Linked DNA regions of Homo sapiens: region 2 is linked to region 1. A link is a contact called in ENCODE Hi-C data. All regions are on one chromosome and are shown on one strand. Each heading gives the region's core, a stretch centred on a gene start or an enhancer-like site at or near the end of the contact. The rest is flanking DNA. Distances are from core to core; before and after follow the strand shown. Region 1 holds the start of MESD (mesoderm development LRP chaperone). Region 2 holds the start of MTHFS (methenyltetrahydrofolate synthetase).

Region 1 (6,300 bases), core at 1,726-4,225:
ATGGTTCTTGATATTAATAATAAGTGACATCTACTAAGTAGCTACTAAGTCCCAGGCACTCTACATATATTATCTCCAACCTTCAGAACAATCCTACCCGGTTCCATTTAATATACAAGGAAGATGATGTTCAGAGAGGATAAATGATTTACTTAATTTACTCACATGCTAGAAGTGCAAACCACATTTCTGGCTCCAAATCCCTCCAACTGCCTCTTCCCATTATACCTGGCTATCATAATGTAAAATGTAATAACCACCTTTGGTTTTTCTACACCAATTGGGACTCAGAATTAGTTGTAACACAATGGAAGGAATTCTCACCTCTCCACACCTCTGAGGCACAGCCTCTCACTGAAGCACTGTTTCTCACACTGCTGGGGAAGGAGTGAGGGTATGGATTTAGAGATGGTCACAAGAGGAGAAGAACTGCTTCCTACAAAAAAAGCACCCACAGAGATGGATACGCTCTCCCACATAAAAAACACTGCTACTGGGGAAGAGTCCTCATGTCTGTAGAGCGTCTACAAACATTAACTCATTTAATCCGCATGGCACCCTGCAAAGTAGGGCGTTATCTGGCTTTACAGATACGTAAAACTAGGATGAAGTAGCTAGTGAGGGGTAAAGCTGAGTTCAAAATCTGTCTTTTTTTTTTTTTTTGAGACAGAGTCTCACCCTGTCGCCCAGGCTGGAGTGCAGTGGCATGATCTTGGCTCACTGCAACCTCCACCTCCCTGGTTCAAGCGATTCTTGTGCCTCAGCCTCCCAAGTAGCTGGGATTACAGGTGCCCGCCACCATGCCCAACTAATTTTTTTATTTTTAGTAGAGATGGAGTTTCACCATGTTGGCCAGGCTGGTCTTGAACTCCTGACCTCAGGTGATGCACCCGCCTTTGCCTCCCAAAGTGTTGGGATTACAGGCGTGAGCCACTGCGCCCAGCCAACCTGTCTTTTTACTACATTATGTGGCCCTGCTATTCACAAAATCAATCAATTGCCCAGGCATGGTGGCTCACGCCCGTAATCCCAACACTTTGGGAAGCCAAGGTGGGAGGACTGCAAAGGCCAAGAGTTCAAAACCAGCCCAGCCAACATAAGGAGACCCTGTCTCTATAAAAAATAATTTAAAAAACAAAATCAACCATCAAGTCCTGTTAAAAGTATAAAAATCTCACATTTCTCCCTTCTACTCTGCTCCTGCAGTTTCTAGCTTAATCCACGTCTTCCTCACTATCCTTCATTTGCACTTCTGTCACCAACATGTGTGGCAGTACAGGTAAAACAGTTCAAAGAACTGGCTCTAAAAGTCGCGAAAGAATTTGAAACTCAGCTAGCTTGCTGTGCGATGTGGAGCAAGTTATTTAACCTCTTTGTGTCTCAATGTCATCATCTAGAAAATAGGGATAAGTACCTCCCTCATGGATGGGGTAAAAGGATTAAATGAGATAATGTGTTTTTCTTGGCCTTCAAAGTCTCTCCCCACTCATCCATCCTGTTATCTACTGTTCCCAGTGCAATCTTTGTTCATCTCTTCAGCACCCTCTTCGTCTAGCTCAGGGTCTGAGTAGGTCAAGGGGAGGATTTCTCATGAGGTGATGTTCTCACTCTGGCAGATCAAAAGGCTTTATTTGCTGGAGTCCAAAAAGAGACAAGGAGATTGCAAGGGAGACGGTGAATGGGGACGTTCTCTCTACACTCAAATCTATCCCAATCTTTCCATCAGCTGTTGATGACCACATGAAAACACAAGCCTGCATTCTTCTAGTCAGATGCATCAGGTGGTATTTTAAACTCTTGTCTGAAAGTCTTTCCCTTCTCCCGTAACACACACAGAGATAATCACAAAATAACAAAACATCAGTGTTGGAAGGAATCTTAGGACCCATCCTAACCTCCTCATGTTGCAGATAAAGAAACCGAGGCCTAGAAACTAGACATAACCTGCCCAAGGTTCCACAGCTATGCAAGTCAACCAGGACGATACAATCACCTTAGGAAGGGGAAAAGGCAGCAATGTGGTTTTGGCCAGTAATCTTTACCTTAAAGCGTATTACACACTCCCTGTAACTGCACACTCCGGTGCGTCCAAGTGACAAACCAGAAAACTTACTCTCCTTTGAACAAAAAGCGTGAGTTTCACGATACAGAGCCATTAGCCATTGATACTTCTCCCCTCAGTAAAATAAATCCACCCACAAAAAGCACAAAATTCCCAGCAGGGACATATACCAAAATAGGAAGTCTAAAATTATACTGATTTAGAAGACAGCTGAGATAACCATTAAGGAAGACCATCTTCACTGCAACCCACTCTCCCACCCACTCACCGCAAAACAGAAGGAAATGCTCTTTAGTAGATTGGGAAAGGTCACTCTCCCTGTTTGCAGGGCTCACTGACCACAAGAATCAACGCAAAGACAACCAGGGCACTGAAGGGTGAAGGGAGAGCAAAGCTGAACAGTGAGGGGCAGATCCGTGATTGAAGTGGTTTGAGAAATGGCAGGAGGAACAGGGCACTGGAATGACAGAGGGCTGGAGCGAGGGTCAGCAGGGCGCGCGGGTCAGAGGAGGAATGGAGGGTCAACAGTGGCTTCAGTGGGTCAGTAAGGATTCAAGGCATGAGTAGAGGAGGTTAGGGGGTCAGAAAGGTCCCAAGACAGAACAGGTAAGGGGTCATAGGGAACAGGGTCCCGCACAGAGAAGAGCCGGGAGGGTGTGCGCGCGCCGCGGACCTCCCATTGCTCCAGAAGACGCGCCATGTCTGCATCATTGTAATCGCGAATATCCTTCTTCTTCTTCCGGGGAGGTGGGGTAGACTCGTCGGGCGTCCCGGGCGAGCCTTCGGCCGCGCAGGACCCAGGCGGTGGTAGCAGTAGCAGCAGCAGCAGCAGGTCAGAGGCACAAAGCAGGACCACGGCCTTGCGCGCCCACCTGGAAGCCGCCATTTTCGCTGCGCCGCGCAGCGCCCTAGACGCGCTTACCCGACCTGCGCGGGCCGGACCCCGCCTTGCACACGCCTTCCTGTCCGCCTTTCCGAGGCCCCGCCTCCCGGCCCTCGCTAGCCTACCGGGCCCCGCCCCGTACCATTTCCTAACCCCCGCCTCTGGAAGCCCCGCCCCTCCGCCATTTTGGCCCCGCCCCACTGGCTCCTCCTCTTGGTCCGGCTGAGGCGCTCTGTCCCGGCTGGGTGGGTCCCTGAGTGCTCATTTTTCGTTTTCCGTCAGAGGCCGACCTTTTTCTCTGGAACGCACAAGCCAGGTCCAAAAGTTCCTTCAGGGCCTCCAGGAACCACTAACCAACGTCCCTGTTGACCTCAGTTTCTCGCCTGTGAAATAAATTGGAACTGGAAGTTCTGGAGGCTGCCTCGGCTCTAAAAAAGCCCATTTCTGGATGTCGGACGTTTATCCTCAGTCTCTTGCAATTTCCTTTGAGAACAGCCAGTTAAAAAGAAGTGAGTGGCAGGTAGGGCAACTTTTTTCAGAAAGTCATAAATAGTTCGAGTCCACTGCTTTCCTCATCAATAAAGAGGATTCAGTTCAACCAGCTTTCAATATTTGTTTTTTTTTTCCAAAAAGATCATTACTATTCATCCAAAAAAAAAAAAGCTTGCCTTTCTTTGATTTCAACCTAATACTGTAGGCTCTAACTAATCCTTTTCAAGGCTGAATCACGCTACTTTTTGTTTCTTAAAAAGATTTTGGCCAAAGATGCTTTGAGATTCTTCTTGTTTTAAACGGCTCATCAGCTGATGTCTTTAAAATGTTTAATTACATAAGACCTTAAAAAACAAAAAACAAAAAAAACCAAAGGCCGCACGGTGGCTTAAGCCTTTATAATCCCAGCACTTTGGGAGGCTGAGGTAGGACGATAATTTGAGTTTAGGAGTTTGAGACCAGACTGGGCAATAAAGCAAGACCCGCATCTCAAAAACAACAACAAAAAACGCTTCATTCTTTATACTGCTGCACAGTTTTATTTGGTATTGTTAAATTAATAGTTTATTTTCCTATTGATGGGCATTTATTACCAATTTTTCTGCTATTACAACAAAAAAGAGCTGTAGTAAACCTTATTCAAGCCTTGTTTGGATAGGATTAGTAGGCTGCATATAAAAGAAAACTGACTTTTTAAGGTGGTTTAAACAAGATAAAAGGTTTTATTGTGATTGACTTTTCTTTCACAGAAGCAGTGTAAACTCGAAACTAGGGCTGGTATAGTGGCTTCTCAGCCATCTGGTACTCAGCCTCTTCCTCATCCTTCTATCATATTAGCCTGTGGCTTCCACCCTCAAGGTCAGAAATTCCAGGATGGCTCCTGGAGCTCCAGTCATCAAGATGACATTCAACCAGAGGAAGGGAGAAGGCAGGCCAAACCAAGCACACCTTTCAAGTGGAGTCAACTTCTTTTAAGCAGCCTACTTGAACATTGCATACATTTCTGTTTACATCTCATTGGCTGGAACCTAGCTCTCCAAGGGAGGCTGAGAAATTGTCTTCTAGCTGTATACATTGTCATCTCAAATGAAATTAGGATTGTTATAAAGGGAAAAGAATAAAGTGGAGGTTGAGTAGGCAACTACGCCTGCTTTCCTTCACTCTTAGGACCAGTGCAATTTAAATTCTCTCACACCGTAGGAGTGGCTGATATTCTACATATTCATGCATGCATCTGTATGTAAACACGCTAAGCTATGACCTTTCCTATTGACGTTGAGCAGAAACAACTCATAAGAAAAAGATTTTTTCTTTTGTGAAATCATAGGGGAAATGTCATGAGCTTTCTCCCCAGAGCACATTGCTCCACCCAGTGGCTTGGAGCCCTATCCTAGTGCAGTCATACTAAAAAACATGCACAGCTGTGGCTGATCATGTGCTCTACTGGGAGGGGTCACCCTGGTAATTCATATTGCCAGCTTCAAAGTTAAGGGGCAAACGTGTTGGGATTCTTGGCCCACATATCTAGTTATAGAGAATAAGATCATTGAAAGTTTTACAGAAATTGTTGGGAATGTGTAGAAAGTTTCAGGGCTACTGACTTTCCTCTAAGGAGGAAATCAATTCGGCATATAATCCACTGATATGAAAACATCTGGATCAATTGCATTTTCAACATTTGGATATTTGAAACTTACTTTAGTGTTTGGAACTTGATTCCATTCAACTTGGGGGGAATTTTATTTACCAAAGACCTATTGTTAACCAAGAATCAGGTGAGGCACTGATGCAAAAATGAATATAACAATATCCTTACTCTGGCAGAGCAGATAAACAATATGCAGTAAATTTCATGCAGATTACAGGAGATCCGGGCCCAAAGGGATGATGTGATGATGATGATAATCTCTCCAATTTAAATAAGAGGAAATCCTGGTTTTACAATTACACAATTTGTCTGAGGCTGCACAGCTAGTGCAGCGGCAAGGCAAGAATCTAAGCCGAGGTGTACTGGATAACAAGGTCCAGTCTTCTTGGAGTCCTTCTTCCGCCACAGCACCATCTAGGTTAATCAGTGAGGCACTCAGGATGGTTAAATTGGGAGCCAAATGGAAAATGCATTGAAAAGTCTGGAGCGAGGAGCACTCAGATGGGACAAGAGTCTGTGCCAGGTACCAGGTGGTGCAGTGTAGACTGGAGAGGACAGATGTGAAAGATTGTGTGCTCATGGCCTAAGTGAAGCCACAAGTCTCTTCAGTGCTCTGGGGTTAATACTAACCCCACCTCTAAGTGATTCAGTGACTGTGGATGGTAAAGTTGAATCTCAGATCTAATTAGTGTCTTAACCTGAGCTCATCCTGGCATGCATCATTCCACAACAGAGGAGGGTGAAGCAAGACTTTCTAGTACTATTTGGAAGCAGGCGGGGGTAATATTCAAAATGTTGAAAAACTGGAGTAGCACAATTACCAGTTAATCAGAACTGAGGCAGATGAGCTGATGGGTACAGTCACCATTGTGCCAAACATTAACCCTCTAATGACTGACTCATGGGAAGGCATAGGAGGAGAGGCCTGGGGATGGGCTGAGAGAGGTAATGAGTATTTACCATTTTGCACTTTTGTTGCTTTTTAATCCAATGTAAGAATAGACGTACTGCATACTTCCTGGGTTTTACCAGCCCCTAAATTTACTCACTTAAAAAATTTAATTACATAGACACGAATCATTCATTGTAGTTGCTAAATATTGGTAGCAACTAACTCGTTGCCTTTTGTTGGAATTTCAGATTTTCAGTAGAGAATGTGACTGGCCCAGTCTGAGGCAGGTGTCCATTCCTGGTCACCACCATTATTTTTGGGCA
Region 2 (6,658 bases), core at 4,013-6,512, 1.1 Mb before region 1:
GAGGTCAGGAGTTCGAGGCCAGCCTGACCAACATGGTAAAACCCCATCTCTACTAAATATACAACAATTAGCCAGGCGTGGTGGCACATGCCTGTAGTCCCAGCTACTTGAGAGGCTGAGGCAGAAGGATCACTTGAACCCAGGAGGCAGAGGATGAGCCAAGATCATGCCATTGCACTCAAGCCTGGGCAACAAGAATGAAACTCCATCTCAAAAAAAAAAAAAAAAAAAAAAGAGAAAGAAAAAGAAAAACACGAGTCTCCATATTGAATGGGGGCCATGGGTGCTGAGCAGAACAAGGAAAATAATTTTAAATTTGAAATTCAAACTATCAATCAAGTATGAAGGTAAAACATTTCCTAATGTATATTTAAAAGTTTACCACCCCCAAAGATACTTTCTCAAAAAAAATTATCTGAAAATATACTCTAATAAGATGAAGGGAAAAGAATCCAAGAAAGACAAAGATATTAGACTCAAAAAGCAGCCCTAACTCAGAAGTGGAGTAAGGAGGAACCCCAGGGCAATGGCAGTGCAATGGGCCAGAGGCAACCAGACCAGAAGAAGCAAGGGGCTGGAGTGTTTTCAAAAAGAGAGTGGATTTATTTTAACAGACGATGAAAAAGAATCTATTGATAAGATAAACACATATTCTTGATTTGTCAAAAAAGGAAAAATAAAGGCAATCAGAAGCTCCTGGAAAAATACAGAAATTAGAAATATGCTCCAAATGGGAACAAAGTAAAAAAGAGAATGATTTTGAGCAATTATGGGGGAAAAGAGAAAAGCTTTGGTACTGACACTTGAAACATTACCTTCCTAGCTACACATATCTAGTGACATAAAGTTATGTCTTTTCTTACATATTCAATCATACAACTTGATTCTACAATGAATACCATCTACAGAACAAAAATACGGCTGGGCGTGGTGGCTCACACCTGTAATCCCGGCACTTTGGGAAGCCAAGGTGGGTGGATCATGAGGTCAAGAGGTCGAGACCATCCTGGCCAACGTGGTGAAACCCCATCTCTACTAAAAATACAAAAACTAGCTGGGCATAGTGGCGCGCACCTGTAGTCCCAGCTACTCGGGAGGCTGAGCCAGGAGAATCGCTTGAACCCGGGAGGCGGAGGTTGCAGTGAGCCGAGATTGGGCCACTGCACTCCAGCCTGGCAACAGAGCGAGACTCCATCTAAAAAAAAATTAAAAAAATAAATACAAGGTATGTATTCAGTGCTTTACATATTTTTGTAAATACTGTTTACTGTAAATACAATTTACTGAAATCTCAAGTTTGGAAATCGGTCACAAATACTGCTCAGTAGACTCATTATAGTTACAGAACAAAGTTTAAATATTACAAAACCTGGCCAGGCGTGGTGGCTCATGCCTGTAATCCCAGCACTTTGGCAGGCCGAGGCAGGTGGATCATGAGGTCAGGAGTTCAACATCAGCCGGGCCAAGATGATGAAACCCTGTCTCTACAAAAAATACAAAAATTAGTCAGGCGTGGCGGCAGGCGCCTGTAATCCCAGCTACTTGGGAGGCTGAGGCACAGAACTCCTTGAACCCGGGAGGCGAAGGTTGCAGTGAGCCAAGATTGCGCCACTGCACTCCAGCCTGGGCAACAAAGCGATACTTTGTCTCAAAAAATGAAAAACTGGCTAGGCGCGGTGGCTCACGCCTGTAATCCCAGTACTTTGGGAGGCCGAGGCAGGCGGATCACGAGGTCAGGAGATCGAGACCATCCTGGCTAACACGGTGAAACCCCATCTCTACTAAAAATACAAAAAATTAGTCGGGCGTGGTGGCGGGCGCCTGTAGTCCCAGCTACTTGTGAAGCTGAGACAGGAGAATGGCATGAACCCGGGAAGCAGAGCTTGCAGTAAGCCGAGATCACGCCACTGCATAACAGCCTGGGCAACAGAGCGAGACTCCCTCTCAAAAAAAAAAAAAAAAGGAAAAAGAAAAAGAAAAATTACAAAACTTGACAACATAAATATAACAATATAAATGTCAGAAACTGACAGAGGGAGTAGAAAACACAGTGAGTAAAGGGGCACTAATTTCCTCATCTTAGGGAATCAAGATATGACATAAACCTGAATTTCTTTACCATTTAAATTACTTCTCTGATAAATTTCTAAGTTATAAAAAGGTACAGTGCCAATAAGAATAAATACGCTTTTCTAAATGAAAGACATCATTTAACACCTTTATTGAGCATTCACTATGGCAAAACACTACACAGTACACTGATGTTTCCAGTGATGATCCATTGGTTAGTCATGAAATCAATAGTGGGCTACAATTTTTAAATGAAATAGAATAGAAAATATTAAAGTTCGAGCCAGGCACAGTGGCTCACGCCTGTAATCCCAGCACTTTGGGAGGCAGAGGCGGGAAGATCACGAGGTCGAGTTCGAGACCACCCTGGCCAACATGGTGAAACCCCGTCTCTACTAAAAATAGAAAAATTAGCTGAGCATGGCGGCACGTGCCTGTAATCCCAGCTACTTGGGAGGCTGAGGCAGGAGAATCGCTTGAACGTGGGAGGCAGAGGTTGCAGTGAGCCGAGATCATGCCACCGCACTCCAGCCTGGGCGACAGAGCAAGACTCTGTCTTGAAAAAAAAAGAAAATATTAAATTTCATTGTATGTGCTTAAGAGCTGTAAAATGTTCCTTGTATGTGTATATTTGTTTGTACAGAGTAAAATGTATTTATTACTGAGGGTCATGGGTCTGCTTTTTAATTTTTCTCTCTCCTCCTTTAATGCCAGCTCTCAGTCGTCATTCTATTGCTGTCAGTGACTCTGTATCTATGTAAACTATTTCCATCTATAGTTTATGAATTCTAATCTTCTACGGAGAAAGACAACGTAGAAGATTAGAAACTGAATTCATCTTTATTTTCCCCATGCCCCTCCAAAATTTGTTCCAATTCCTACCTTCTTTATGCCTAAGGCTAAACACCATTATACCAAGCTCTAAATTTTGGAATCACTGGTGACTCTCCTCCCCTTCCAGTATTCTCTAACCTCTTCCAATCAGTTGCCAAGTCCTGCTGTTTCTCACTTAACAGTCTCCCATTTGCCTCCTTTCCCCTCATCTTCACTGCCCATGCTCTGGTTTGCATATTTTTCATCTTTCACTTGAATTGGCACAACAGCCCCTTACTGGTCTCCATATTTTTTTTCTTTCTTCCTTCCTCAACCCATTATCCAAATGCTGCCATTATACTCTTCCTAAAGGACATAACAAACAATAGGTAAAGCTCTGAATACATCCCTTTACACACTTCTTTAACTCTCACAATCGACCTACAAGAGTGATATTATCCATTTTATAGACAAGGAACCAAAGGTTCTGAGAGATTATGAGACCTGTCCAAGGATATACAGTTAAAAAACAATGGCGCCAGATTCAGCCCAGATCTGTGCAGTTCCAAAGCCCATGCTAAACTGTATCCTGTCATCTCTTGCCTAAATATCCCTACTCACACTCCCCTATCCCATCTTTCCCTTCACCTGAAAGAATTCATCTTGTTCTCCGAAATTCATCTCAAACATTTTCCAATAGAAAGCTTTCCAATTTCCCCTCCCCAAGGCTATGTTTCCACAACATTGGTGTTTACCTTTATCATATATCTGGCTTCAATGCAATTCTTTATTCATGTCTGTTTCCTCTTCTAGGCTCTCTGCTCCTTTAGAGCAACAATCATATCTTTTTCATCTCCACAACCCAGTATATAGCCAAGTGTGCACTACATAGGTGTTCAACATATGTGAATGAATTAGCTAAATTTTAAACAACTAGATAGTAAGGACAAGAGTCTATATCCTTTACATCTACTAAAACACCCAGCAATGCTTCCTCATAATAGCTAAAATAATTCTGTTTGAACGAACGAATTAACATCTGTATAGATTCCCTCATACACACCTACATAGATGAAGAGAGGGGTGAAATGAGCATATATGCTTTACTGCTTTAACCCATAGGCACCTTGAATTTGAGTAAATAACGGATAATAGAATAGTGAAGGGTAATTAAGAAAGCCTGATGGTATAACTAATTCCAAGGAACATCAAGTTTCCAAATATCTGGTGTCTCTGAAGCATGATGCTGGGAAGACAGATCATCAGTTTGACTTACAACAGAATTACAAATACGTACTTATTCAGGGGACATTAAATTTTTCTTCCTCTGGTGTCTAACAAAAATGAGTCCCCAAAAACTCTTTAGAACATGCCTTCACAACAGGATATGACTGCCATTTTATTGATAAGAAAACTGACATTACATAGACTAAAAATACATAGCAGTGCAGTTGGTGAAAGTAATGAAACAGAGGTCTGCTAACCAACAAACACGGACCCTCACTTATTCCTCTCATTTCTCTCTTCTGTTTCCTACGTTCTTGGGAAGCCTGGATATGATAGCCAAGTCTTCCTTTCGTTCACTCAAGAAAAAGCATTTAATGTTGACCAACTCTGAGACAGGAAAAGCCTAGGCCCTGGAGCTACTGAGACACAGCCTTAGCCCTCCATATGCTTAGTGAAGTCCAGTCAACCTCTGAGTTCTGCCCTTTGGCATCTCCACACCTTTTTTGGTGTTCCCTCGTCTAAAGCACCTGCATCTTTCTCTGGCCATTTTACTAATATAACCGGAGTCTTACTCGTAGCTCATTAACTTTAGGCCTCACTGAGGGAACCTGGGCACTCAGGTGTTCACCCATCTCCTCTACCACAACTTTCTGTTCTCACCGTGCTCTCACCACAGCACCGTCATCCCCACGGAGGGTTTTCGAGCACCAAAAGAGCCACCCATGCAAACAAACTCCCCTCCCAGAGATAAATCTGTCAACCCCTGCCGTCCTCTCGCTCTTTAGCCCCACAACTTTCACTACCGGGCCCTCTCCCCGCCATAGTGCCAAGAGCGTCCAGACCACGACTAGGGGGCGTGCGCGCGCCGGGAGGGGAAACGTGCGCGCGCCGGGGGGTGGGGGGGCGCCTAGCCCAGCGCCAGCACGGACCATGCACAGATCAGCAATCGCTGGCCGCCAGGCCTTCGGAGGGTCTGTCCGCCGCGGCTTCCGCTACGGGCGGCCTCGCACCTTCTGGCTCAGTACGCGGGACTGGCGTAGCCGCTCCTCGGCACTCATCGCCCGCAGACGCTGCTTCAGCTCTCCCCGCAGGCTCCGCTTGGCGCTGCTCACCGCTGCCGCCGCCATCTCACGCCCAAGCCGAGTCCAGTCCCGCCCTCGGCGCCCTGGGCGCCCTCGGGTTCGGTCTCCGCCCCTGGCCGCTCCCAGGTGGATCCGCGGCCTAGGGGCGGGTCGGGGCTCGGGGAAGCGCCCCCACCCCGCTTCCGGGACGCGGGCCCGCGGCGCGCCGCGCGCTTACCTCGCCTCTGGCCCTTGGGACCCAGCCCTCGTGCGGTCCCCGTGGTCCGGCTCGCCCTCCCCGGTTAGGGGAGCGGTGGCGAGGCGCCGTCGCTGCCCTGCCGCCTGACCTCCCTGAGCCTGGGCCCTCACCGGGACCGCGGAGGCGGCAGCGCCACTGGCGGGGATGGTAAAGATGGCCGGCAGTACCCACGGTGCCTGGCATCTCTTGTACTGTTCAGTAGTGGGACTTCAGGGGCCAGAAAAGAAGGGCAAGGCAGGACATGTAGCGAAATCGTCACGAGTCGCTTAACTACAGGGATAGGTCTGACAGATGCCCCGATTTCCTTCTTGTGCAAACATCAGAGTGTAGTTACACAAAGTTACTACACACCTATGCTACACACCTGTACAGCGTATTTTGTACCGAATACTGTAGGCAATTGTAAGCACCGTGATACTTGTGTATCTAAACACAGAAAAGGTAATGTGTTGGTTGGCTACCACATCAGTAGGTATTAGGAATTTTTCAGCTCCATTATAATCTTAAGGGACCACAGTGGTTGATGGAAATGTCCTTATGTGATGAATGTATAGATGATACATAATCGGGAACACTGCTAAAGCAATAACTGTAGTGTAAAAGCCAAATTTTGCGGGTTTCTAGTGTGAATGTATTCCAGGTAATAGTGCCCACATAGGTACTTCCTGTTATAACCATCAGTGACTGTTCATTCCCACCACTCAGCTCTGATTAAAACACAAAAATGAATTAAAACTAAAAGCAGTTGGGGGGTGGGTGAGGCACTTGCAGGAAGAGGTAAAAGAAACTGTTAAGTCTTAAACTGCTCCCAGTAGACAGGCGCCTCAGATGGCATAGACGGTTGCCTCTCAGATGTGACTTCCTAAGAAAACCAGAGCTGTCTCTGCCAAAAATACGTCCCTACTGACCGCCCCAGTGTCTTAATCCCCACCGTTAAGAATCACACCTCCTAGGTAAAGCATTAATTAAGTGCCCGGTGAGAATGCACATGGCTTGAGAGGGGAGTTCTGGCTTCTTTATGGAATCTATCAACAGCTTCCAGGGAAAGCTAATGCAAGTCCCAGGGGGACTGTGTTGTAAGAAAAAGGGAAGGCCAGGCAGGTACAGCGTATACATAGTGCAATTAGATTTGCTGACCTAAAAGTTAGAACACGAGGTCTAACAAACTACGTACTTTTCTAATCTGTTCATTTTTACCAAAAAATAAAAATTAAAATTAACACTAGCT

What was found. A loop is a pair of places that touch in the nucleus more often than their neighbours do. Pooled maps may share reads with other maps.
Region 2: a loop to region 1 is called in a map of naive thymus-derived CD4-positive, alpha-beta T cell, with 6 times the contacts of the local background. The contact joins the promoter of MTHFS here to the promoter of MESD in region 1. A Hi-C loop is called at or near these places in 2 of 168 maps with a recorded cell type or tissue (CD8-positive, alpha-beta T cell and naive thymus-derived CD4-positive, alpha-beta T cell), 2 of 37 single-sample maps with no recorded cell type and 11 of 50 pooled maps.

Annotation. Positions count from the first base shown.
Region 1 is chr15:80,986,844-80,993,143 of GRCh38, forward strand. MESD (mesoderm development LRP chaperone) reads right to left here and starts at 2,976. Exons shown (of 3, transcript NM_015154.3): 1 at 2,736-2,976. The coding sequence starts at 2,948. RefSeq lists enhancers at 2,057-2,671, 2,660-2,939, 2,672-3,285, 2,925-3,219 and a silencer at 2,970-3,249.
Region 2 is chr15:79,891,752-79,898,409 of GRCh38, forward strand. MTHFS (methenyltetrahydrofolate synthetase) reads right to left here and starts at 5,263. Exons shown (of 3, transcript NM_006441.4): 1 at 5,121-5,263. The coding sequence starts at 5,237. All of the region lies in intron 2 of ST20-MTHFS (ST20-MTHFS readthrough), which reads right to left. RefSeq lists a silencer at 5,272-5,571 and an enhancer at 5,712-5,761.